2 separate regions of the Homo sapiens genome follow, and region 2 is linked to region 1. Evidence: read pairs that join two places in POLR2A ChIA-PET (ENCODE). Cell type or tissue: PC-9. All regions are shown on one strand. Links, peaks and the distances in the headings refer to the core of each region. The heading gives the core; the rest is flanking DNA. Region 1 has its middle 11 kb from the start of LINC02130. Region 2 overlaps PARN (poly(A)-specific ribonuclease).

The links. ChIA-PET counts read pairs that join two places held together with the same protein. Peaks named below come from ENCODE experiments on the same cell type or tissue, not always from the same donor. Only the 100,000 strongest peaks of a DNase experiment are listed, where the experiment ranks them.
Region 2: POLR2A ChIA-PET joins it to region 1 with 32 read pairs; 4 of 35 experiments call an interaction of 5 or more read pairs at or near these places.

What each region holds. Positions count from the first base shown.
Region 1 is chr16:14,375,773-14,387,605 of GRCh38, reverse strand. No RefSeq gene overlaps it. Among named protein-coding and RNA genes, the nearest start is that of LINC02130, 11 kb to the right of the region's middle. RefSeq lists an enhancer at 11,267-11,767. In PC-9, for the core only: no CTCF peak of the experiment used is centred there; a DNase peak (open chromatin) is centred at 4,855; H3K27ac peaks cover 1,455 bases.
Region 2 is chr16:14,432,620-14,444,452 of GRCh38, reverse strand. It overlaps PARN (poly(A)-specific ribonuclease), which reads left to right. Exons shown (of 24, transcript NM_002582.4): 24 at 7,681-8,752. The coding sequence ends at 7,736. Among named protein-coding and RNA genes, the nearest start is that of LINC03107, 9.8 kb to the right of the region's middle. In PC-9, for the core only: no CTCF peak of the experiment used is centred there; no DNase peak of the experiment used is centred there.

The DNA of each region.
Region 1 (11,833 bases), core at 2,350-7,349:
GATTATAGGCATGAGTCACTGCACCTGGCCAGTCACCTATTTTCCAACCACAGTTGACCACGAGTAACAGAAACCTGGGAAAGTGACATTGAGGATAAGGGAGAACTACTGTATTTGTGTAATTCTTTTTTTTTTTTTTTTTGAGATGGAGTGTTGCTCTGTTGCCCAGGCTGCAGTGTAGTGGCACGGTCTTGGCTCACTGCTGCAACCTCTGCCTCCCGGGTTCAAGCAATTCTAGTGCTCTCGAACTCCTGATCTCGAGTGATCTGCCCACCTTGGCCTCCCAAAGTGCTGGGTTACAGGAGTGAGCCACCGTGTCTGGCCTGTATTTGCCTAATTTTTCCCTCGTGAAGCCGTTCAACTTGTTCATCTGTCTCATGTATTTCCTGCACCCTGGAAAGTTAGGCCTAGATGAAAGATTTTTTTTTTTTTTTTTTTTTGAGATGGGGTCTCACTCTGTCGCCAGGCTGGAGTGCAATGGCACGATCTCGGCTCACTGCAACCTCCGCCTCCTGGGTTCAGGTGGTTCTCCTGCCTCAGCCTCCGGAGTAGCTGGGACTACAGGCGCGTGCCACCATGCCTGGCTAATTTTTTGTATTTTTAGTAGAGATGGGGTTTCACCATGTTAGCCAGGATGGTCTCGATCTCCTGACCTTGTGATCCGCCTGCCTCGGCCTCCCAAAGTGCTGGGATTACAGGCGTGAGCCACCACGCCTGGCGAGATGAAAGATTTTAGCGCCCCAGGGGTAACGTGATGTTGGGTCACATCACGGGGGCACCTGCCAGCAGACTGTACCACTCAGGGGTCCTGAGCTTATTGCTTCATTTACGTGTTCACTGCTTGATGTCCCCATTGTCAAGTCATTGTCCCTCTGCCATAGGTAGTCTGTGGGGTGCTGTCCTGGCTCTGGGTGAGTAGCCTGCTCCCCAGTGACCTTTTACCCAGCACATTGGCATCTCATCATGACCCTGGCCTGAATCGACAATTGCACTGGGGTTTGCAAAACTGTGATTTTGCTAACTCCATCATAACTGCTACATTTGAACTGGTAATCTTCTATAGAAAAGAACTTTTCTGACTGGGCGTGGTGGGTCATTCCTGTAATCCCAACACTTTGGGAGGATGAGGCAGGAGGATCGCTTGAGCCCAAAAGTTTGGGACCAGCCAGGGCAACATATTGAGACCTCGTTTCTACAAAACATTTAAAAATTAGCTGAGCATGGTGTGGCATGCACTTGTGGGGCTATCTGGGAGGCTGAGGCAAGAGGATCGCTTGAGCCCAGGAATTGGAGGCTACAGTGAGCTGTGATTGCATCACTACATTCCAGCCTGGGTGATGCAGTGACACCCTGTCTCAAAAAAAAAAAAAAAAAAAGGCTTTCCCCCACTTTTATTTTTTAAGTTCAGTGAATTCTTATTAGAGTGAGTTATGTTTTCTAAAGTTGCCACAGCAAACATTGAATTAAGGCATGCTGAACCCTTGCTTCCAGGGGAAATATAGGTTTAGTTCCTGTAAGCCTCTGGTCATGTTGTCAACTGATGAATACATAACCTGGTTTTATCTGCCTTTCTGTTTGAAGATGCCTTATTTAATATACATGTTTGGTTTGTTAACATTGAACTAAAAGCCAGCAGCACTACAACTTGTCTCTGAGTGAAGCTTATCTGACATACACATTTTCTCTGTGAGGCTCATCACAGCTTTCCTTGCTTAGAAACATTGGACACTAAGGCTGGGCACGGTGGCTCACGCCTGTAATCCCAGCACTATGGAAGGCTGAGGCGGGTAGATCACCTGAGGTCAGGAGTTGGAGACCAGTCTGGCCAACATGGTGAAACCCCGTCTCTACTAAAAATACAAAAAATAGCCAGGTGTGGTGGTGCATGCCTGTAATCCTAGCTACTCGGGAGGCTGAGGCAGGAGAATTGCTTGAACCCGGGAGGCGGAGGCTGCAGTGCGCCAAGATTGCGCCACTGCATCCCAGCTTGGGCAACAGAGTGAAACTCTGTCTAAAAAAAAAAAAAAAGAAAAGAAACTTTGGACATCACATTAGCAGTACACGGGGACCATTTTAAGTGATAAAATCACCTACACAAATACAGAAAACGTGGCACATCTGGTTAAATCGACTACAAAAAGGACGCTTGTTTACAGTATGGGAACTGAAAGGAGGCAGAGTGTCACCTTGTTTGACCTCCCCTGGGAGCACTCACGTCAGGAGATTAAGATTTTTTTCCCTGCTTTGCCTTTGTGATTGACAATGAAAATGTTGCAAGTGCTGTTGATTTGGGGGTTACAAATAAATTATAGCGAGTAGGCATATCTGCAAATATCAGATCCTTGAATAATGAGGATAATTGTCAATATGGACAGATGGATTTTTATTCATCCAATTTATTATTCAATATGTTATACTTCATTATAGTCATTATTCTTCTAGATGTTTAAAAGTCCCTGTGTGGCCAACGGATGTCCCTTCGACCTGACTTCTATGTCCCTTTGATGTGATTCTTTTTGTCTTTGATAGCTTTCTCGATTTTCTATACAAGATATCGTAAGCTCAGCTGGAATCAGCCATTTCTCCAAAGAGCCTCAGTTCTTAGTTAAGAGGAAATGGTGTTTAGAATCCCAGACCTGGGTGTTAGATGTGCTCATTGCTGCTGGGCTGTCATTACCCCAGGCTATTTCAGTGGACAGAGACCTAAAATGTATTTTTAAAAAATTATGCGTGGGTTGGACATGGTAGCTTACGCCTATAAATCTCAGCACTTTGGGAGGCTGAGGCAGGCAGATGGATGGAGCCCTGGAGTTCAAGACCAGCCTGGGCAATATGGTGAAACCCTATCTGTACAAAAAATACAAAAATTAGCTGCACTTGGTGGCACACACCTGTTGTCCCAGTTACTTTGGAGGCTGAGGTGGGAGGATCACTTGAGCCTGGGAGGCAGAGGCTGCAGTGAGCTAAGATCTTGCCATTGCACTCCAGCCTGGGTGATAGAGCAAGACAAGACCTTTTCTCAAAAACAACAAAACAACAAACTCATGCATGAATACTGATAAATCTTATATGTATACATATAAAATTGAAACCTTGGAAAGTGAAACAAAGGATAAGGGAGATATCAACAGAGGATACTGATAGTTCCAATGTAAACGTCACATGTCAAGAGTGTTTTCATAACTACTTTTTTTATTGTTTTTAGAATATACATAACATAAATTGACCTTCTTAATTTTTCTTTTTTATTGAGATGGAGTCTCACTCTGTCACCCAGGCTGGAGTGTAGTGGTGCAATCTTGGCTCACTGTAACCCTCGCCTCCCAGGTCCAAGCCATCCTCCTGCCTCAACCTCCCGAGTAGCTGGGATTACAGGCATGTGCCACTATGCCCAGCTAATTTTTATATTTTTAGTAGAGATGGGGTTTCACCATGTTGGTCAGGCTGGTGATCTCCTGACCTCAGGTGATCCGCCCACCTCGGCCTCCCAAAGTGCTGAGATTACAGGTGTGAGCCACTGCACTTGGCCTGACCTTCTTAACTTTTTAAGTTCAATGACATTAAGTGCATTCACATTATTGGGCAGCCCTCGCCACCATCCACCTCCAGAATGTTTTCATTTTCCCAGACCACGATTCAGTATCCATTAAATACAAACTCCTCATCTCCCTTCCCAGCCCTCGGTAACACCGTTCTATTTTCTGTCTCTATAAATCTGACTACTCTAGGAACCTCATATGTGGAATCACACACTGTCTGTCCTGCCATGACTATCTGCTTTTACAAAGCATGATGTTTTTGACAATCATCTGTATTGTAGCCTATGTCAGAATTGTCTTCTTTTTTTTTTTGGACAGAGTCTTGCTCTGTCACCCAGGCTGGAGTGCAGTAGTGCGATTTCAGCTCACTGCAACCTCTGCCTCCCAGGTTGAAGCAGTTCTCCTGCTTCAGCCTTCCGAGTAGCTGGGACTACAGGTGCCCACCCCCATGTCCGGCTAATTTTTTGTGTTTTTAGTAAAGACGGGGTTTCACCATGTTGTCCAGGGTAGTCTCGATCTCCTGACCTCGTGGTCGATCTGCCCGCCTCGGCCTCTCAAAGTGCTGGGATTACAGGCGTGAGCCACCGCGCCCAGCCAATTTCCTTCCTTTTTTGAGGCTAAATAATATTCTATTGTCTTTATATACCATATTTTGTTTATCATTCATCTGATAATAGACACGGGTGTTATTTCTACCTTTTGACTTATTGTGAATGATGCTCTTATGAATATTGGTATAAAAATGGCTGTTCAGCTGTTCATCCTAACTGCACTTATTTTTATTATTTTTTGAGATAGGGTCTCGCTCTGTTGCCCAGGCTAGAGTACAATGGCACAATCACAGCTCACTGCAGCCTCTACCTGGGCTCAGGAGATCCTCCCACCTCAGCCTCCCAAGTAGCTGGGAATACAGGTGTGCATCACCATGGCTGTTTTTTTGGTAGAGACTAGGTTTTGCTGTGTTGCCTGGACTGGTCTCAAAATCCTGGGCTCAAGTGATCCTCCCACCTCAGCCTCCCAAAGTGCAGGGATTATAGGCATGAGCCACCACACCTGGCCTCATCATAACTACTTTTATATTTATATCTCTTTTTTCACACACTGAAAATCTAGGTCCCTAAAAACATTAGTATTTATCCTACACTAAGTATACAATTATTCAAAAATTGTAATAGCAACAACCTCTAAAAACAAACCTACAAAAGATATAAAGCAGATTGGTGGTTTTCAGGGCCTGGGAGAAGGGTGGAGTAAGGAGTGGCTGATTCATGGGGATGAGGTGTTCTTTTGAGGCAATAAAAAGTTCCAGATAGTGATGATAGATAGTGGTGATAGTTGCACAACATCTTCAATGTCCTAAATGCCACCGAGTTGTACACTTTAAAACTTTAATTAATTTCATGTGAGTTTCACCTCAATTAAAAAAAAGAAGACAGGCCAGGCGCGGTGGCTCACGCCTGTAATCCCAGCACTTTGGGAGGCTGAGGCGGGTGGATCACGAGGCCAAGAGATTGACGCCATCCTGGCTAATATGGTGAAACCTCGTCTCTGCTAAAAATACAAAAATTAGCTGGGCGTGGTGGCACGCGCCTATAGTCCCAGATACGTGGGAGGCTGAGGCAGGAGAATCGCTTGAACCCGGGAGGCGGAGGTTGCAGTGAGCCGAGGTCGCACCACTGCTCTCCAGGCTGGGTGACAGAGCAAGACTCCGTCTCAAAACACACACGCGCTTGCACACACACACACACACACAGACATGGGGGCTATTTAAGATGCCTATGTCATTCTTTTTGTCCTTAAAATATGTCACTGAATATATATCACCCTGAGGAGGTACAGTAAGATCACTGTGTTCAACAGGTAGTATTAACAGAAATAAGTTTTCATCCAGGCACAGTGGCTCACTCCTGTAATCTCAGCGCTTTGGAAGCCGAGGTGGGCGGATTACTTGAGTTCAGGAGTTCGAGACCAGCCTGGCCAACATGGTGAAACCCTGTCTCTATGAAAAACACAAAAATTAACCAGGTGTGGTGGCAGGCGCCTGTAATCCCAGCTACTCGGGAGGCTGAGGCAGGAGAATCGCTTGAACCTGGGAGGTGAAGGCTGCAGTGAGCTGAGATTGTGCCACTGCACTCCAGCCTGGGCCATAGAGTGAGACTCTATCTCAAAAAATAAATAAATAAATAAGTTTTCTCATTTTGATTATGTTATCAATTTGATATGCAATTAGGTTACTTGTTTCTGTATTGTATTCACCTTTGGGATTTGCTTTTTATCTTTTTTTTATTATTATTATTATTATTTTTTGAGATGGAGTTTCACTCTTGTTGCCCAGGCTGGAGTGCAATGGTGCAATCTCAGCTCAGTGCAACCTCTACCTCCCGGGTTCAAGCGTTTCTCCTGCCTCAGCCTCCCGAGTGGCTGGGATTACAGGTGCGTGGCACCACACATGGCTAATTTTGTATTTTTAGTAGAGATAGGGTTTCTCCATGTTGGTCAGGCTGGTCTCAAACTCCTGACCTCAGGTGATCCGCCTGTCTCAGCCTCCCAAAGTGCTAGGATTACAGGCATGAGCCGCTGCATCCGGCCTATTTTTATTTGAGATGAGGGTCTCATTCTGTTGCCCAGGGTGGAGTGCAATGGTACAATCTCAGCTGACTGCAACCTTTACTTCCTGGGCTCAAGAGATCCTCCTCCCTCAGTCTGGGACAACACATCTTGAATGTACTAAATGCCACTGAATAGTAAACTTTAAAACAGCAAATTTCATGTCTGAGTTTCACCTCAATAAAAAAAACAAAACTACAAATGTGGGTGATATTTACGATGCCTATGTACTTATTTTTGTCCTTAAAATATGCCACCCTGCGTGGCTAATTTTTGTATTTTTTTGTTTGTTTTTTGTTTTGTTTTGTTTTGTTTTGAGATGGAGTCTTGCTCTGTCACCCAGGCTGTAGTACAGTGGCTCCATCTCAGCTCACAGCAACCTCTGCCTCCTGGGTTCAAGCAATTCTCCTACCTCAGCCTCCTGAGTAGCTGGGACTACAGGTGCGCCCACCACGCCTGGCTAATTTTTGTATTTTTAGTAGAGATGGGGTTTCACCATGTTGGCCAGGCTGGTCTCAAACTCCTGACCTAAAGTGATCCTCCCGCCTCAGCCTGCCAAAGTGGTGGGATTACAGGCATGAGCCACCGTGCCTAGTCTTTTCCATTTTAAATGATAAGAAATGATAACACTTTATCAAATGTTATAAATATTTTTTTAATTTGTCCTTTGCCTTTCATTTTTGAACACAGCCTTAAAAAGAACAGGAATGTAAGATTCGTATGTGGCCCATTTTACCATAAGGGAGCTTCATGGTTTCTTGTCTCCGGTGCTGTGTACTTTTTCTTTTTGCTTTTCTGTGTCTTTGCATTGAAACATTTAACCATTGGCTTTTGTTTCCAGGTGAAGTAGGCATCGAACTCTGCTCATTTTCCAAATCACTGGCCATTTTGAATGACAAGTCCTTTGCCGCCCACTTTGATATGCTTCCTTTACTGCAGACTGAGTTCTCATGGAGGCTCAGGTCTCTTTCTGGACTCTCTTCCAGTCTATCCCTCTGCCATTCACGTTGTTATAGTTCCTGCCCAGTCTCCACTGTAGAATCTCTGAATTCCCCCAGACTGGAGAGTTGGGAGGTTGGACCGACCCCCTTTGTAAGGTTTTAGTTCAAGGCAAACCCCGTGGCCCAGCCGTTCAGAAGACACGTTCGGGCGATACCTTCTGCCCAGGTACTGTTTTCAGTGCCAAAAATAGAAAGATGATAAAGGCTTGGTCCCTAAGGCTCTCAAGGGTGACTGCTGCAGTGTTGGAGTTGAGTTTTGAAGGTTGGATAGAATTTTCTGGGCAGAGGAGAAAGGGCAGTGGGGGAACAGAACGTGGCAGACCTAGGAGGCATCATGACGGGGCTCAGGGCCAGCTCCCTATGGCTGGAGCAAGGATGGGAGTGAAGGAGTGTCCCAGCTTTGGTCTTGGGGAGGGAGGCAGGGCTGGGCCTCTTTCCCAGTGCCGAGCACTGGAAAGCCACTGAAGCTTTTATATGAACAGAAGCAGAGTAGCCTGGTGGGCTCTGGTTTGGTAAGATGGGCCTGGGGGTTGGGTGGGGAGGCAGCTACTTAGAGGGACAGTGAGGGTCTGTCTGAGAGGTCCTCCCCATTCTCCGCCAAGTCCCTCTGGACTTAGATTCAGAGCCAAGGGTAACTCTGATTTGTTTGGAGGCCTGTCCCTCTCATCCTGACCCCGCCTTGGCCCTGGATAGATGCATTAGGCGGTGTGTCCTACCTGTGGCCCAAGGTCCTCCCTCTCCTCCTCCCTCCCAGGATCTCCAGAAAGACCCAGGCTTGCCTGTAATCCCAGCACTTTGGGAGGTCGAGGGCAGATCACTTGAGGTCAGGAGGTCAAGACCAGCCTGGCCAACGTGGTAAAACCCCGTCTTTACTAAAAATACAAAAAAATTAGCCAGGCGTGGTGGCAGGTGCCTGGCACCTACTCGGGAGGCTGAGGCAGGAAAATCGCCTGAACCCAGGAACTCAGGAGGCAGAGGTTGCAGTGAGCTGGGATTGCGCCACTATGCTCCAGCCCGGATGACAAAGTGAGACTCCATCTCAAAAAAAGAGATCCAGGCTCAATTCAAAGATGCCCGCTTGCTTTGAGCTCACATTTTCTTCTCACTCCTTGGCCGAGGCCTTGACGTGTGTCCTGGGATGGAGATGTTGGGGTGGGGACCGGGTAACTCTGGTCCCTTGTGGCGCTGAGGGAGCATGACAGGAGAGCTGTCCAACCCCACTGCACATTCTTGAGGGCTCCTTCCGATGGCCCAGGAGGCTCACTGGGCAGGCATGGAGAGTGAGCCTGGGGACTTGCCCAGGACTTGGGAGAAGAAGTGCAGAGACAAGATTGCCCCCAGGCCTCTGAGTGGCTTCAAGGAGGGGAGTGGACAGGAGAGGTGGGGCATCACGGGGCTGGCTACCAGGAAGGAGCTGGGCCCGGGAAGGAAAAGGGCCCCCAATCCCATGGGTTGTTGTAAAAACTCCCAGAAGGCCTGGGGCAGGTGGAGAGGGCTGGGGGACTCCGCGTGGGTTCACGAAGCCTTGTGACTCACTGTCCTGCCACTCTGTTTCTCAACTAACCAGCTCAGTGCAGGAATCCCTGGGGGTGCGGAGCCCTTTCTGAGTCAACCTTTTCCTCAATGGGCAACTCATCGTCTGGGACCACATGAACCCAGCTGCACCCCAAGCTGTGTCCTGCCTGCCCTGTGGCCTCAGCCAGGTGGGCCCGTGTACCCCTCCCCATCTCTTTCTTCCACTGCAAAATGGGGGGATTGTGCAGCGTGCCTGGTATCTGGTCCATCTTCAATACACAGCGATGGGGATGGTCTCATGTCTCCCTCCCGCTCCTTGGTCTTGGCAAAGATGAAGGACCTCGGGCTTCTAGAAGGATCAGCGTGCAGACCAGGGCTTCTGCATAAAGCTCCCCTGATAGCCAAGAGACAGGCCTTTCTGTTTCCCCAGCTCCTCCCACCTAGGGTAAGCCCAGCTCTGGTCAACCACACCCTTCCTTCAGGCGATCAGGTAACAGGATATCCAAGTGACACAGGGCAAATCTCTTCCCCTTCCAGCCTCAGTAAGCTCATCTCCGTGGCCAGAGTGGAACCCGTTAGACTTTCCCATGTCCAAATTCCAGGATCCCTTTTTTTTCTTCTTCATATGAATGGGATCAAATAACATGTGACTTTTGTGTCTGGTATCTTGCATTTAGCATAATGTTTTCAAGGCTCATTCCTGTGTCAGCACTACTTTTTTTTTTTCCTGCCAGATGTACGTTCATAAGTACTTAATTTTTTTTTTTTTTTTTTCTGGAGACAGAGTTTTGCTCTTTTTGCCCAGGCTGGAATGCAGTGGCATAATCACAGCTCACTGCAACCTCCGCCTCCCCGGTTCAAGGAATTTTCCTGCCTCAGCCTCCTCAGTAGCTGAGATTACAGGCATGCACCACCACACCTGGCTAATTTTTTGTATTTTTAGTAGAGACAGGGTTTCACCATGTTGACCAGGCTGGTCTCAAACTCCTGACCTCAAGTGATCAGCCCACCTCGGCCTCCCAAAGTGCTGGGATTACAGGTGTGAGCCACCACACCTCAGCCTCCAGAGTAGCTGCCTCAGCCTCCAGAGTAGCTGGGATTATAGGTGTGCACCACCACACCTGGGTAATTTTTGTTCTTTTAGTAGAGACGGGGTTTTGACATGTTGGCCAGGCTGGTCTCAAACTCCTGCCCGCTAGTGATTCACCCGCCTTGACCTCCCAAAGTGCTGAGCCACCAAGCCCAGCCCCAGCAAGTCTTTTTTTTGTTTGTTTATTAATGGCTAGGACTTCATTTGTTAATGGCTGAGTAATACTCCATTGTGTGGACAGACCAGTTACTTCTCTGGACATCTGGGTTGTTGCCCCTCTTTGGCTGTTACCAGTCATGCTGCTGTGAACTCTCATGCATAAGTTTTTGTGTACACAGATGTTTTCAATTCTGCTGGGCATATGCCTGGGAGTGGAATTGCTGGGTCACAGGGTGATTCTAAGTTTGTTTGTTTGAGGGACCTCCAGGCTGTCTTCCATTGATGCTGCACGTTGAACATGAGGGCTCATTCTGAATTCTCTACATTTACTTCCCTGTTAGGGGAAATCTCAGGGTTTTAGAAAAAAGCTGCAACAAAAGAAGTGGCCGCCCGTCCAGCCATGAAGCCTAACGAATTGCTTGGGACCTGTTGGCCCCTTTACCCTGGAGATCCACCCTCTGAGCTCTGCCGCGTGCCAGTTCCGCTATTGGGAGGAGCTCAGGAGGATGATGAGGATCCCAGAAAGTTCTATGCCCACTGCTTTCATCCTGGCTGTAGCCTGCCAGGAGGGCACTGTTATTATTATGGCCACTTTTTTGGATAAGAAAGTGAGGGCTCAGACATTATAAGACTTGCTGGGGCCTGTAATCCCAGCACTTTGGGAGGTAGAGGTGGGCAGATCACGAGGTCAGGAGTTCGATACTCTCCTGGCCAACATGGTGAAACCCCGTCTCTACTAAAAATACAAAATTAGCCAGGCATGGTGGCGGGTGCCTGTAATCCCAGCTACTCAGGAGGCTGAGGCAGGAGAATTGCTTGAACCTGGGAGATGGAGGCTGCAGTGAGCTGAGATTGTGCCACTGCATTGCAACCTGGGCAACAGAGCAAGACTCCATCTCAAAAAAAAAAAAAAAAAAGACTTGGGGCTGGGCTTGGTGGCTCAGCACTTTGGGAGGTCAAGGCGGGTGAATCACTAGCGGGCAGGAGTTTGAGACCAGCCTGGCCAACATGTCAAAACCCCGTCTCTACTAAAAGAACAAAAATTACCCAGGTGTGGTGGTGCACACCTATAATCCCAGCTACTCCGGAGGCTGAGGCAGGAGAATCGCTTGAACCTGGGAGATGGAGGCTGCAGTGAGTCGAGATCGCACCACTGCACTCCAGCCTGGGCGACAGAGCGAGACTCTGTCTCAACAACAAGAAAAACACTTGCTGGATGTCACACAGCCTCATAGTGACCCACCTGGGATCTGAAGCCAGGTGGCCTGACTCCAGGCTCTGTGACTGTAACCATGAATCTGCACTGCCAATGCCCCTTGTCCCCGAGCTGGTGGGGGCCTGGGGTGCACGTGGCGCTCTCTGCCCTCTGATATTTCAGCCGTAGAGGGGTCTGCCTCTGTTTGAAGAACCTGGGGGTGGAGATTCCATGTTGATGGCAAGAGGCCTCCTTTCTCTGATCCCAGGGGAGAAAAAAAGTGGGAAGGGGGCATACTGCCAGCCGCCTGGCCCCCCTGCCCTGTGCCCCTCACACAGCTGGCACCAACGTCAGTTCATGTTGCCCAAGCCATCTGGCTGATTAACCATGGCTGCCATCCCCAGGAGGCTCCTGGAGCATCAGAATGAGCTTATTACTCGAACAACAGGGCCCCTTCCCTCCTTGGAACTCCTGCCTGCCTCTCTCTGGGGACCTGTCCTCAGAGGGACTGGTGGGGAGGGAGGAATAGCTGGGCAAAGTCCTGCCCACGGCTGCCCCAAGAAGAGGGTACCTACAGCTTGCTTTAGGACAAGGACATGTAGGAAGGCCCCCTGGCCAGGTCATGTGCTCAGGCAGGGTCTGTCTGTCTAGAAGAGTCTCTTTTTTTGAGAGGAAGTCTTGTTCTGCTGCAGTGCAAAAGCTCACTGCAACCTTCGCCTCCCGGGTT
Region 2 (11,833 bases), core at 2,463-7,462, 57 kb before region 1:
TTTAGGGTTTTGAATTTATAATACTGTAATTAAAATAAGGGTTTTTTTCCTCCCATTGACAGTAAAGCTGTCACTGCCACAAGATTTGAGCTAAAAAAAAAATTGTAGATTTTGTACTTCTTTGTCAGTGCTGCCAAAAAAAAAAGAGAAAGAGACATCTTGACAACTTTTAATTGAATCAGAGAACTTGAGTGAATCGAGCTTTCTTCTGGAGCACCATTCATCGAGCAAGACCCCTGACGGTGCCAGGTGGAAACTTAATGGATCCTTTCCACCTGGTTTGTTTTCAGTGTTTAATCCTATTAGTATCAGCAGGATATAGGTCAGGATATCAGGTGCAGAACCTGTGGAATCAGCCAATTTGGCTTGCTCATTTACTTTAATAAGGTCCCATAATGAGTGAGAGTACAAAGTTCAAGCCCTGTTGAGGGTCTGCATTAAACTCTCAGAAGTATTTAGAGTGTGCCAGGAGCCGCGAAGGTCTGGTTCGGGTGGTGGCGGGAACTGTATTAGAGTGCTAGGCACGGCGCGACAAAGTCTGTCCAACCCAAAACGGTGCTGAGGCGTTGGGTGTGAGCTCCAGTACTCAGAAAAGCATCTCAGCAGGTACTCAACAGATCCTCAGGGGCTTGGGGGCCCAGCACTGGCAGTGAGGGCATGAAAGACATAAAAGGGCACTACCTGTGGGTATTTTCTGTTCTCCAAGGAGGAAGTAGCAAAAATTAGGACGCTGGAATATCCTATGTTGTAGCAATCCCAGAACAACTGATGCTCAACAAATACCACACAAAACAAATTTTTTAAAATTTAATCTTACCGGGTACAGTGGCTCATGCCTATAATCCCAGCACTTCTGGAGGGCGAGGTGGGCAGATCACCTGAGGTCAAGAGTTCAAGACCAGCCTGGCCAACATGGCGAAACCCCGTCTACTAAAAATACAAAAATTAGCCTGGCATGGTGGTGCACACCTGTAATCCCAGCTACTTGGGAGGCTGAGGCAGGAGAATCGCTTGAACCAGGGAGGCAGAGGTTGCAGTGAGCTGAGATCATGCCATTGCACTCCAGCCTGAGTTACAAGAGCGAAACTCTGTCTCAAAAAAAAAAAAAAAAAGTAATCTCTTTATATCTGTTCTTTTTCTTTTAATTTTTTCTCTTTACCCAAGCACATGAACTCATAGTATACATTTTGATATCGAAGATACACTAAGAATTAAGTACTAGACCCAATCCCAGATAACAAAATGACAAAAATAGTGGAAGAAAGGACTATTTATTGGGTTTATACTATTAGACAGAGTGCTAGGAACATCCTTTATTGTCTTGTCTAGACCTTTTAAACATGCAGTAAGGTGCAGATACTCTTTCCCAGTTGTACAGAGGAAACTGAGGCTTAGAGTTGCAGACTTAAAAGTATCTAACTGACATGTGGGAGGCTGGGGAAACTCATCCAGACTTTAGAGGAAATGAAGGATTCATTACAAAGGTGAATGTTTCTTGCAGCTGTTCTAGATCAGAAACAATTACCAATCTAGACTTTCATGTGATAAAGTCACTGGATAGAAATCCAAGCGGGCTGGGCATGGTGGCTCACGCCTGTTAGTCCACCACCTTGGGTCAGGAGTTCGAGACCAGCCTGGCCAACATGGCGAAACCCTGTCTCTACTAAAAATACAAAAATTAGCTGGGAATGGTGGTGCTCCCAGCTACTTGGGAGGCTGAGGCAGGAGACTCGCTTAAGCCCAGGAGGCTGAGGTTGCAGTGAGCCCAGATGGTGCCACTGCACTCCAGCTTGGGTGACAGAGCAAGACTCCAAGACTCCGTCTCAAGAAAGAAACAAAGAAAGAGAGAGGAGGGAGGGAGGGAGGGAAAGCCAAGTAACCAGTCTCCTTCAGGGCTTCTAGTTTATGTGTATACTATGTACTCAGCAAATATTTTTCTTGTAAGTATGGTTGTTTCAATCCTATTTTCAGGAGGTGAATGTACAGCATAAGTCCCCTCCTTTTTTGTTGATATGACTGTTGATTGGTAGTGCCAGCCACTTTCCATCCAAGCAGTTCTAGGTACATACTCGGTACGCAAAGGAAAACTACTCTGCATGCCATTAATGCTGGAATAAAATGTCTTCAGGAAGTGTGGCTGTTTTCCCAGGTCATGTTTAATTGAAGGATTTCTGTCACATACTTGTTCTTGTTGATGTGTTCCTGGGACCTGGAGAAATTGCCCACCCCCTCACTTCTCTGGAGAATCTCAGGGCCGCATGGATGGTCTGATGCTGCCTGGGCTGACCATTGTGAAAATACTGCTGGCTGGTCCCTAGCAGCAGGTTCCATCAGCACCTTAGTTAGATGGTGTTTACAGAGGCATGCCCAAAGGAGATACATTGACTATTCCCGGTTATTTTTTGTCCTGTAAATAGAGACATTGTTCAAAGTCTTTTTTCCCCTAACATTTAAAACAACATGTTAGGCCTTTTAAGTGTTTGCCAAAGAACCTGGAGTTTTATTGGAGTCTTGACTAACCTGCTGAACTTTTCAAGCTGAAACCCTAAGGGTTACAGTATAAAAATTTAGAACCTAATTAGAGCAGCAGTCTCCTCATGCTGTTACTGGTCTCCTTAAAGTCAGAAACAAGATCTACAGCTGCTGCTGTCGGTCACCTGAGAGACCAGGCTGAGGCAGCCGAGCGGCCTCCCAAGGAGCCTTTTAATTACTATGTTCAAGTGTGGTTTGCAGTGAACGTGGCGAAGGAGGTGTGGGCTGCTGTGCAGTGAGGCAGAGGCAGGGCACTCAGTGCGCATTTGTGCCCTCCCTGTTCCTCCTGGCAACTCCAAGATGTCATCAGCCTTGCAGGGAGGGGGCTCACCTTCTTAGTGTGGGAAACCGGCCCCAGGGCGTACCCCCTTCAGCGTTTCCTAGTTAGAAACTTGAGTGCAGCTTCCCAAAGGACCTTCCTGTGTACGGATGTCCACTCTGTGGAAGAGGATACAATGGGAAGCTTCCAGTGTCCTGTGCAGCTTCTTAGAATCCGTTTGGGATTCACCTGGAAAAAGCAATGCCTTACCCCTTCAAGTTTCTCCATTTCAACTCCAGTTAGGTAAAGGGGAGAAAAGCAGAAATATTCACCTTTTGTGTTCCCCGTCTTTTAATTTTTTGTTTTTTTGGTTAATAAAAATAATGTACTCAGCATGAGAATTTGGAAAATGCAGAAAAATAGAAGACAATTAAGCCCCCAGCCCCCAACTTGATGCTGTGGTAACAAGCATTGTTGCTCTGCGGCCAACCTCATACCCTGTATGCAGCTTGTATCCTGCCTTTTCCCCTTTTAGAAACTCTTGGCCAAATAATCTTAACTATAAGCATAGTATTTCATATTAAAATTTTGTTGGTTTTCTTTTAAAACATTGTTTTTAATATCTTGCGCCAGGTCAGCTTCAATAAGATATAATTGTACCCAATGAAAGTCATCACTTTCAGGTATACAATTTGATGAGCTTTGACATCTGTGTACAGTCATATAACCACCACTATGATCACGATATACAACTCCATCACTCCAGAAATTTCCCTCATGCCCGTTTGGAGTTGATCCTTCCCCCAACCCCCACACAGATCCCAGCAGCCATTGGTCTTCTTTCTGTCCCTGCGATTTTGTCTTTTCCAGAATGTCATATACCTGGAATCATGCGATAGTTAGCCTTTTGAGCCTTTCATTTAACTTCTTTCATTTAGCATGATGCATTTGTGATTTGTGGTGGTGCGTGTATCCTCAGTACACTCCGTTTTACTGCTAAGTGGTATTCCACTGTATACAGGTATCACTATTTATCCATCACCCAGGGGAAGGACATTTAGGTTGTTGCCAGTTTTTGTCAATCAAGAATCAAGCTGCTATAAATATTTGTGTACAGGTTTTTTGTATGAATTAAGTTTTCATTTTCTTTGGGTAAATATCTAGGAGTGGGGTTGCTGGGTCATATGGTAACTGTATATTTAACTTCATAAGAAATTGATACACTCTTTTCCAAAGTGGCGTCACCATTTTGGATTTCCCCCAGCAGTATACAAGGCTTCAGCTCACTCTGCGCCCTCACCAGTACTTGATATTGATACACACCCCTTTTGCTTGTTTGTTCAGCAGTTCTAATGGGTATGTAGTGGTATCTCATTGTGGCTTTGGTTTTTATTTCCCTAATGACTAATAAGCATCTTTTCCTGTGATTTTTTGCCATCCAGATTTCTTATTTGGTGAAATATCTTTTCATTTTTTCCCTTTGTTCTAGGGTTGTTTATTTTCTGACTGCATTTTGAGAGTTCTTTATAGATTCTGGATACAAGTCCTTTTAAGCATTTTACAAATATATTCTTCTAGGTTGGTTTTTCTTTTCATTTTGTTGTTGTTGGTGGTGGTGGTTTGTTGTTGTTGTTGTTGTTGTTGTTTTCGAGACAGTCTTGCTTTGTCGCCCAGACTGGAGTGCAGTGGCACGATTTCGGCTCACTGCAACCTCCGCCTCTCGGGTTCAGGCTATTCTCCTGCCTCAGCCTCCTGAGTAGCTGGGATTACAGGCGCCTGCCACCACGCCCAGCTAATTTTTGTACTTTTTTAGTAGAGATGGGTTTTACCATGTTGGCCAGGGTGGTCTCGAACCCCTGACCTCGTGATCCACCGGCCTCAGCCTCCCAAAGTGCTGGGATTACAGGCGTGAGCCACCACAGCCAGCCTCTTTTCATTATTTTAACAGTGTCTTTTCAAGAGTAGTAGTTTTAAATTTTGATGAAGTCCAGTTTATCAGATTTTTCCCCTTGGATTTTGCCTTTGGTGTCATATCTAAAAAATCTTTGCATAACTCTAAGTTGCAAATATTTTCTTCTATGTTTTCTTCCAGAAGTTTTACAGTTTTAGGTTTTACAATTAAAATGTACAATTCAAGTTAATCTTTGTATATAATGCAAGCTATGGATTAAGGTCCACTGTAGCAAAAGGCAGGTGTTTTTAAGTATCTCCCTCCCTCCCTTCCTCCCTCCCTCCCTCCCTGTCTTCTTTCCTTCCCTCCCTCCCTCTATTTTTTTTTTTTTTTTTGTGCGACAGTTTCACTCTGTCACCCACCCAGGCTGGAATGCAGTAGCACTATCACAGCTCACTGCAGCCTTGATATCCTGGGCTCAAGTGATCCTCCCACCTCAGCCTCCTAGGTAGCTGGGACCACAGGTGTGTGCCACCACACCTGGCAAATTTGTAAATTTTTTGTAGAGGCAGGGTCTCCCTGTGTTGCCCAGGCTGGTCCCAAACTCCTGGGCTCAAGCCTTCCCTCATCAGCCTCCTAAAGTACTGGGATTACAGGCATGAGCCACCACACACAGCCAAGTATCTGTTTAAAAAGAAAAGTTGTTCCTAAATGATTCCTTACACTCCAGTAAAACAGGGCTGTGAAAATGAGTTCTGTGGAAAACTGACCATAGCTGCTGCTTTTTAAAAACCATACCTTCTTATCTGCCAGTTTTGAGACTGGCCGTTTGTTGATCTACAGCTCTCCCTTTCTGGAAGGTGCTGGAAAGAACGCTGTTAGTGGCCTTCATTTCCCCTCTGGTCCGGGTCTCCTGTAGATGGCTCCTACAGTTCTGGCCCCTTTGTACACATCATTCTCGCTCAGCAGCTGTACAGGTAGACAGTGAAAACTAGCATCTTTTTGATTATAGACTGTTGGCTTTCTGGGGAACAGCCATGTTCCATGTTGGATCAGCTTATTGATTAGGGGAAGAGACCTAGCGTTCATTAAAAACTTACCCAGCAACTTTGCTGTATCACAGAAGTCCTATACAGCATAAAATAGTACTGGGTCCATCTTAGACGAAGCAGTGAGACCTGTTCAAGGTCATCCAGCTAGTAAAATGGTCCAACTTGACTTGCCTTACTCCAGAACTTTTTGCTTATTCCATTATTTCCTGTTAGCTCTTCATGGAACCACTTCCTGTGTGTCTGGTGGCTCACTGTGCACTCACACACCCCCCCCCCCAACTAATGGCAGGTGCAGATTGGCAGGTGCAGATTACAAGTATTGCAGTGCAGTTGCTTTTAGCAATTTATCTTCCTTTTTCCTCTGAGCTGGATTTAATTTACTTCAGTTCCCCACATTTGGCATTGTAGCTTTTACCTTTAGAATGGCTAATTGGCTACTGCAATATTTCTTTCATATGTGAATTATAAAAGTGCCCTTAATGGATGTTTCTTTTCATACAGTTAGGTGTTTATTGTATCATTGTGGGACTGGGAAGGCCAGGCTAGCTGCAGGTTATCACAGGCCCCTTGCAGTACTTCACTGGACCCCATGAGTCCTTTTCAGTGGATCATCTCCTGCCCATCTTCACTTCTCCAGAGTGGTCTCGCCATCTTTACTGGGTGTCCCAGAACGTGCCTGTTCAGAGCGATGAGACCCAGGGCAGAAAGAGTCCGGTTACCCTTTCCCGGTCTCCTCACCCTAACTCCCTGGATCTTATCACAGTAAATGATCAGAAGTAGAAATTCTCATGTTAGCTGAAATTCTCTTCATGTTTTTTCTTGTGTTCAGACCTCGTTATTTTTAAGCATCCCTGTTACTGATGATAACCACTGTGAACTCAGTGATATGATTCCCTAGTTTGTAAGACACTGCACCCCCTCTGTATTTAAAAGTTATTTCCCATTGGAGGTATCATCAAAGACTTCTCTCCCTTTCTAAAATCTTGGTGTTAGCAGCTAGAAGAGAGACTGCCAGTTTCCCCCGTCAGCCCTACTTTATGACTTAATGCATGGCACCACTTGTGCAGCTGACGCCTGGTCGGGCCACACTTTCCATTATGAACATGCTCTTTCCTGACTTCCCTCACATTCGTTGAAGTCCAGTCCCAGCTCAGTTGCTGGCCGCAGCTGCTCGTATTGTAGAAAGTGGCATGAATAAAAAAGAAGGGCTTCTGACATTGGGGTGAAACTTTGTCACTGAAGAGATCTTTTCAATCCAAGAAGAGGACCCCAGCCAGCTTCACCGAAGCTGGAAAAAGCTGCAACCTTCTTTTGCCCCTGTTGAGATATTGGAACCCCCACTGGTTGGCTTCCCTCTGCCCTTCAGCTGCCCACCTGAGATTTCTCACCTAGGCAGAGCCACAGCACAGCACAGAGAAACTCAGTTTCCAGGGACTTTGGCAGGGATGTTGGTGCTGTGGGAGGATTCAGACCCCATCTCAGCCACTTGCTAGCTCTGTACATCTGGTCATATTACCCCACTTCTCTCAATCTGTTCTTGCATCTGTAAAATGGGGTAGTGTTACCACCTTGGTGGGCTTTTAATGAAGATTATATGAATTAAATGCCCGCTGTATTGCCAACAAAGAATCCAGCATGGTGTTCAGTGAGGAATACTGTGCATGGCTACAGTTTAACTCCTGTGAAATAAATAGATAGATGCTGGAGGCAGGGAGGTGCTTCCTCCGCGCCCCCATGATGTTTCTGTGGTTTCACTTTCCCATGCTGGGCACTGCCCTCCCTAGACAAGACCTGTCTGTGGACTCTTTCCAGCGCAGCTGTTTAGCCAGACGCTGGCCCCGTCTGCAGCCGTCACAGGCCCTCTGTCTGTCTGCTGGTCATGTCATGCTCTCCTCAAGGTGCCGTCCTGGTCCTGCTGTTCATATTGTTTTGTTCTTTCCCACCAGGAAGCATCTCGAAGAACAGCCCTGCCACACTCTTTGAAGTTCCTGACACATGGTAACCAAGACCTGAGGGCAGCAAACCGCTGGTGCTGTCGCTGTGAGCAAGAGCCGGCTGGCACATTTGGAAGCCGCACTGTATTTAACTTAATCAAATGTGGTATGGGAGGGGTTGGAAACCAAGTTGTCTCCTGGGGGGGAGAAAACAGGTTTTATTTTTGTGGCTGTGGTTTTTTCCCCTTTTTAATCTAACTGCCTGTTGACATTGACACTCATCACGGTTGTAGGCTGTCATGAATGTGTACGTGCTTAACCAGTGAATTCCGTGTTGCTCTTGTGAGGCCTTTCCTGTCATGACCCAGTGTGCTTAAGAACCTGCCTGATGGGGAGTGTCGGCTGTGAAATCTGCAAAAAGAGCTGACATTCCAGCTGCTGTGATCATGAATTTGGGGGTGTACTGTCCTGCCTGTGCATCTTCTCGCACTGAGATTTTGAGGCAGTTGCAGCCCTCGGTTAGTCTCCCAGTGGAAAAATCGGTTGTGCCTCCCTGCTTCCCACCATAGCTGCCTGAAAACATGACGCTCTCAAGCTTGTCCTTCCTTCAGGAAGATGTCCACTCATGCCCACCCATGAGAGGGCTTGCCGTATGCCCTGGCCTTTGGGCATATTTATGTAGAGTTCCTTTCTCCTAAGACGTGAGTTTCTCATGGGGGATGTACGAGTAAAAAGGTTAACTTCTGTTCTTATGCGTGGCGCTGTGTTCACTTTCCAGAGTCTCTGTTCGTTTGTTTGGATGGCGGTCTCGGGGTACGGCAGCGTGTGTGCGTACGTGTCTGTGTGTGTGTGTGTGTGTGTGTGTGTGTGTGTGTGTGTGTGTGTGTGAAATCGTGCAAATCTACAACATGTCCCAGCCCATTCTCCGTTGAAACAGATCACAGCAACGACAAACGCTCATGGCGCTGCTTTGCTCCACCCGCTTCAGATAGATCATTGTTAGATATTTCACATTTTTGTATGGTGGAAATAAAAATGAAAAATGTATTTCCAAAAGATGAAAATTAAAAACATTTTCATAGGACTCTGGTTTTCTCCTCTCTTTTTTTTTAATAAGTGAATGATGTTTTCGCTCTCTAGTAATACACAGATAAATTTCACACTCCTAAAAAAATCTGCTAAGCCACTAAGGCTGATGTTCATGGATTTTTTTCTTCTTCTTTTTACCCCTAACTGCTATACCTGCCACGATGGATCGGCTCCTCAGTACCGAGCTGAGCCCTGGTGGTAAGTGGCCTTGTAGGAGGGTGGGAGGAATGAGGACCCTTAGCACTCACACTGGAATCCCAGGGTGTTATGCAGATTCCGATTTGTAAGACAGTTTCCCTAATCAAGAGCCTCTGTCACACCTGTAAGCTGAGACGGGAGGATCACTTGAGCCCAGGAGTTCAAGACCAGCATGGACAACGCAGTGAGACCCTGTCTTTAAAAAAAAAAAAAAAAAAATTTTTTTTTTTTTTTTTTTTAAAGCATGTTAACTTCTCTTCCCCCTTCCTGCTCCTCTCCCTTCCTACAAAACTCCCTGGAGTTTTGTAGCCACAAAGTTAGAAACCCAGGCTTGGCAGGAAGGACTGCCCACCCCTCCTAGAGTAGTCAGCACACACGGCTCAGTGGAAAGTGTGAAGGTAGGATGGAGACAGACAGTAAAGGAGGGTGTATGCAGGAATGTGTAGAGAGGGCTGCCGGACTGCCGAGTCAGCAGCACTCACGGAGAAATGAGGAGAGTCTGACCCTTGATTTTGAAAGAAAAAGAGGGGGCCCAGCGCAGTGTCTCACGTCTATAATCCCAACACATCGGGAGGCCAAGACAGGAGGATCACATGAACCCAGGAGTTCGAGACCAGCCTGGGCAACACAGGGAGACCCCATCTCTACAAAAAATACAAAAATTAGCCAGGCGTGGTGGCGCATGCCTGTGGTCCCAGCTACCCGGGACCGCAGGAGAATCGCTTGAACCCAGGAGGTGGAGGTTGCAGTGAGCTGAGATTGTGCTGCTGTACTCCAGCCTGGGCAACAGAGCAAGAATCTGTCTCAAAAACAAAAGGAAAATAAACAACTTCACAGGGTAGTTGTGAGGATTAAATGAAATTACGTACAATGCCCAGCACGCGCAAGTACACAGTAAACTGTAGTTATATTTAAAGATTATGCTTTTGATCTGAAATGCTTACTGCATTCGCTTCTATCAGTGGGAGCAGACATAGTCACTGGAATTTGACTTAGAATTAAACACCCAGAGGAGCTTTCATACATGCCCAGACCTTTATTTTCTCTGCTGCATCAAATGACTTAAAACAGGTGAGCTGTGGCTCATGCCTGCAATCCTGCCACTTTGGGAGGTGGAGGCAGGTGGATCGCTTGAGCCAGAAGTTCAAGAGCAGCCTGGGCAACATGATGAAACGCTGTCTCTACAGAAAATTTAAAAATTGGCCGGGTGTGGTGGTGTTCGTCTGTTGTCTCAGCTACTCGGGAGGCTGAAGCAGGAGGATTGCTTGAGCCTAGGAGGTTGAAGCTGCAGTGAGCTGTGATTGCACCACTGTGCTTCCAGCCTGGGTGTCAGAGCAAGACCCTGTCAAAAACAAAACAGGTGAGCTGGGCTAACCCACTTCCTCCTCCACACACACACACCAGGCTTTCTTGACATATCTTTTAGGCATAAAATCCTAGGATGGTACTTCTGGCCTTTTGATACCGAGGCCCAGGGGCATATTATGACAACAAGGCTATTGTCTGGGGGCTTCTTGAGCATGGTAGCCAGATCTGGAGGCAGGCATCAGAGTGGGAACTTCCGTGTTTCCCTGCAAATAGTTCTGTAGTCCTTTGATTTTGGAGCTGGGATGGAGATCAAGCGCTGTGGCTCTGTCTATTTTCATAACTTTGTATTTGTCCAGTTTTCCCCTTGAGATTTTATTATGAAGATTTTCAAGCATACACCACCTAGGTCATCATTACCATTTTGTTATACAGTCATGCCTTGCCATCAACAATGGAGGTCCCATTAGATGATCTTAGAGCTGGGAAATTCCTATCAGCTCCAGTGTATACGTGTTTTAAGCTAAGTGTTGTTACAAAGGGGTCAAATAGTTGAAAAAAATTTAGAAGTTTATTAAGTAAAGAAGTTACAGTAAGCTAAGGTCATTTTATTCTTGAAAGGAAAATTTTTTCTAAATTCAGGGTAACTGTGAGTCCTAGGCCTTCACATTCACTCTCTATCACTCACCAGAATGCCTTCCAGCCCTGCAAGCTCCATTCATGGTAAGTGCTCTACACAAGTGTATCATTTTTATTTTTATACTGTATTTTTATTGTAGTTTTTCTGTGTTTAGATACACAAATACCATTGGGTTACAGTTGCCTACAGTATTCCGTACAGTAACATGTTGTAAAGGTTTGTAGCCCAGGAGCAATAGGCTATACTCTCTAGGTTTGGGTAAGAACACTATGATGTTCATACAATGATAACATTGCAGGCTGGGCATGGTGGCTCACACCTGTAATCCCAGTGTTTTGGGAGGCCAGTGCAGGAGGACTGAGTTCAAGTCTGCAGTGAGCTATGATCACACCACTGCACTCCAGCCCGGGGACAGAGCGAGATCCTGTCTCTAAAAATAATAAAATAAAAATCCTTCTATCCACGTTTGGGAATATTAAATTTTTTTAAATCACCTAATGATGCATTTCTCAGAATGTATCCCCATCATTAAGTGACACGTGACTATTTGCTTTATTACGTATCCTTCCATTCATCAATTTATCTTTTCTTTCTTTTTTTTTTTTTTTTTTAGAGACAGTCTCACTCTGTTGCCCAGGCTGGAGTACAGTGGCGCGATCATAGCTCACTGCAGCCTCGAACTCCTGGTCTTGAGCAATCCTCCCACCTCAGCCTCCCGAAGTGCTGGGATGACAGATGTGAGCCACGGAGCCCAACCTACGTAATGTTTTTGAGATTCGTCAATGTTTTGTAGGTATCAGTAGTTCCTTTCTCTCTATTTCTGAGTATGGCTTGACCACTGCTTATTTATTCAATTAATGAACACCTAGGCTATTTCCAGTTTGGGGCCATTATGAATAAGGCTGCTGTGAACAGTCTTGTACAAGTCTTTGA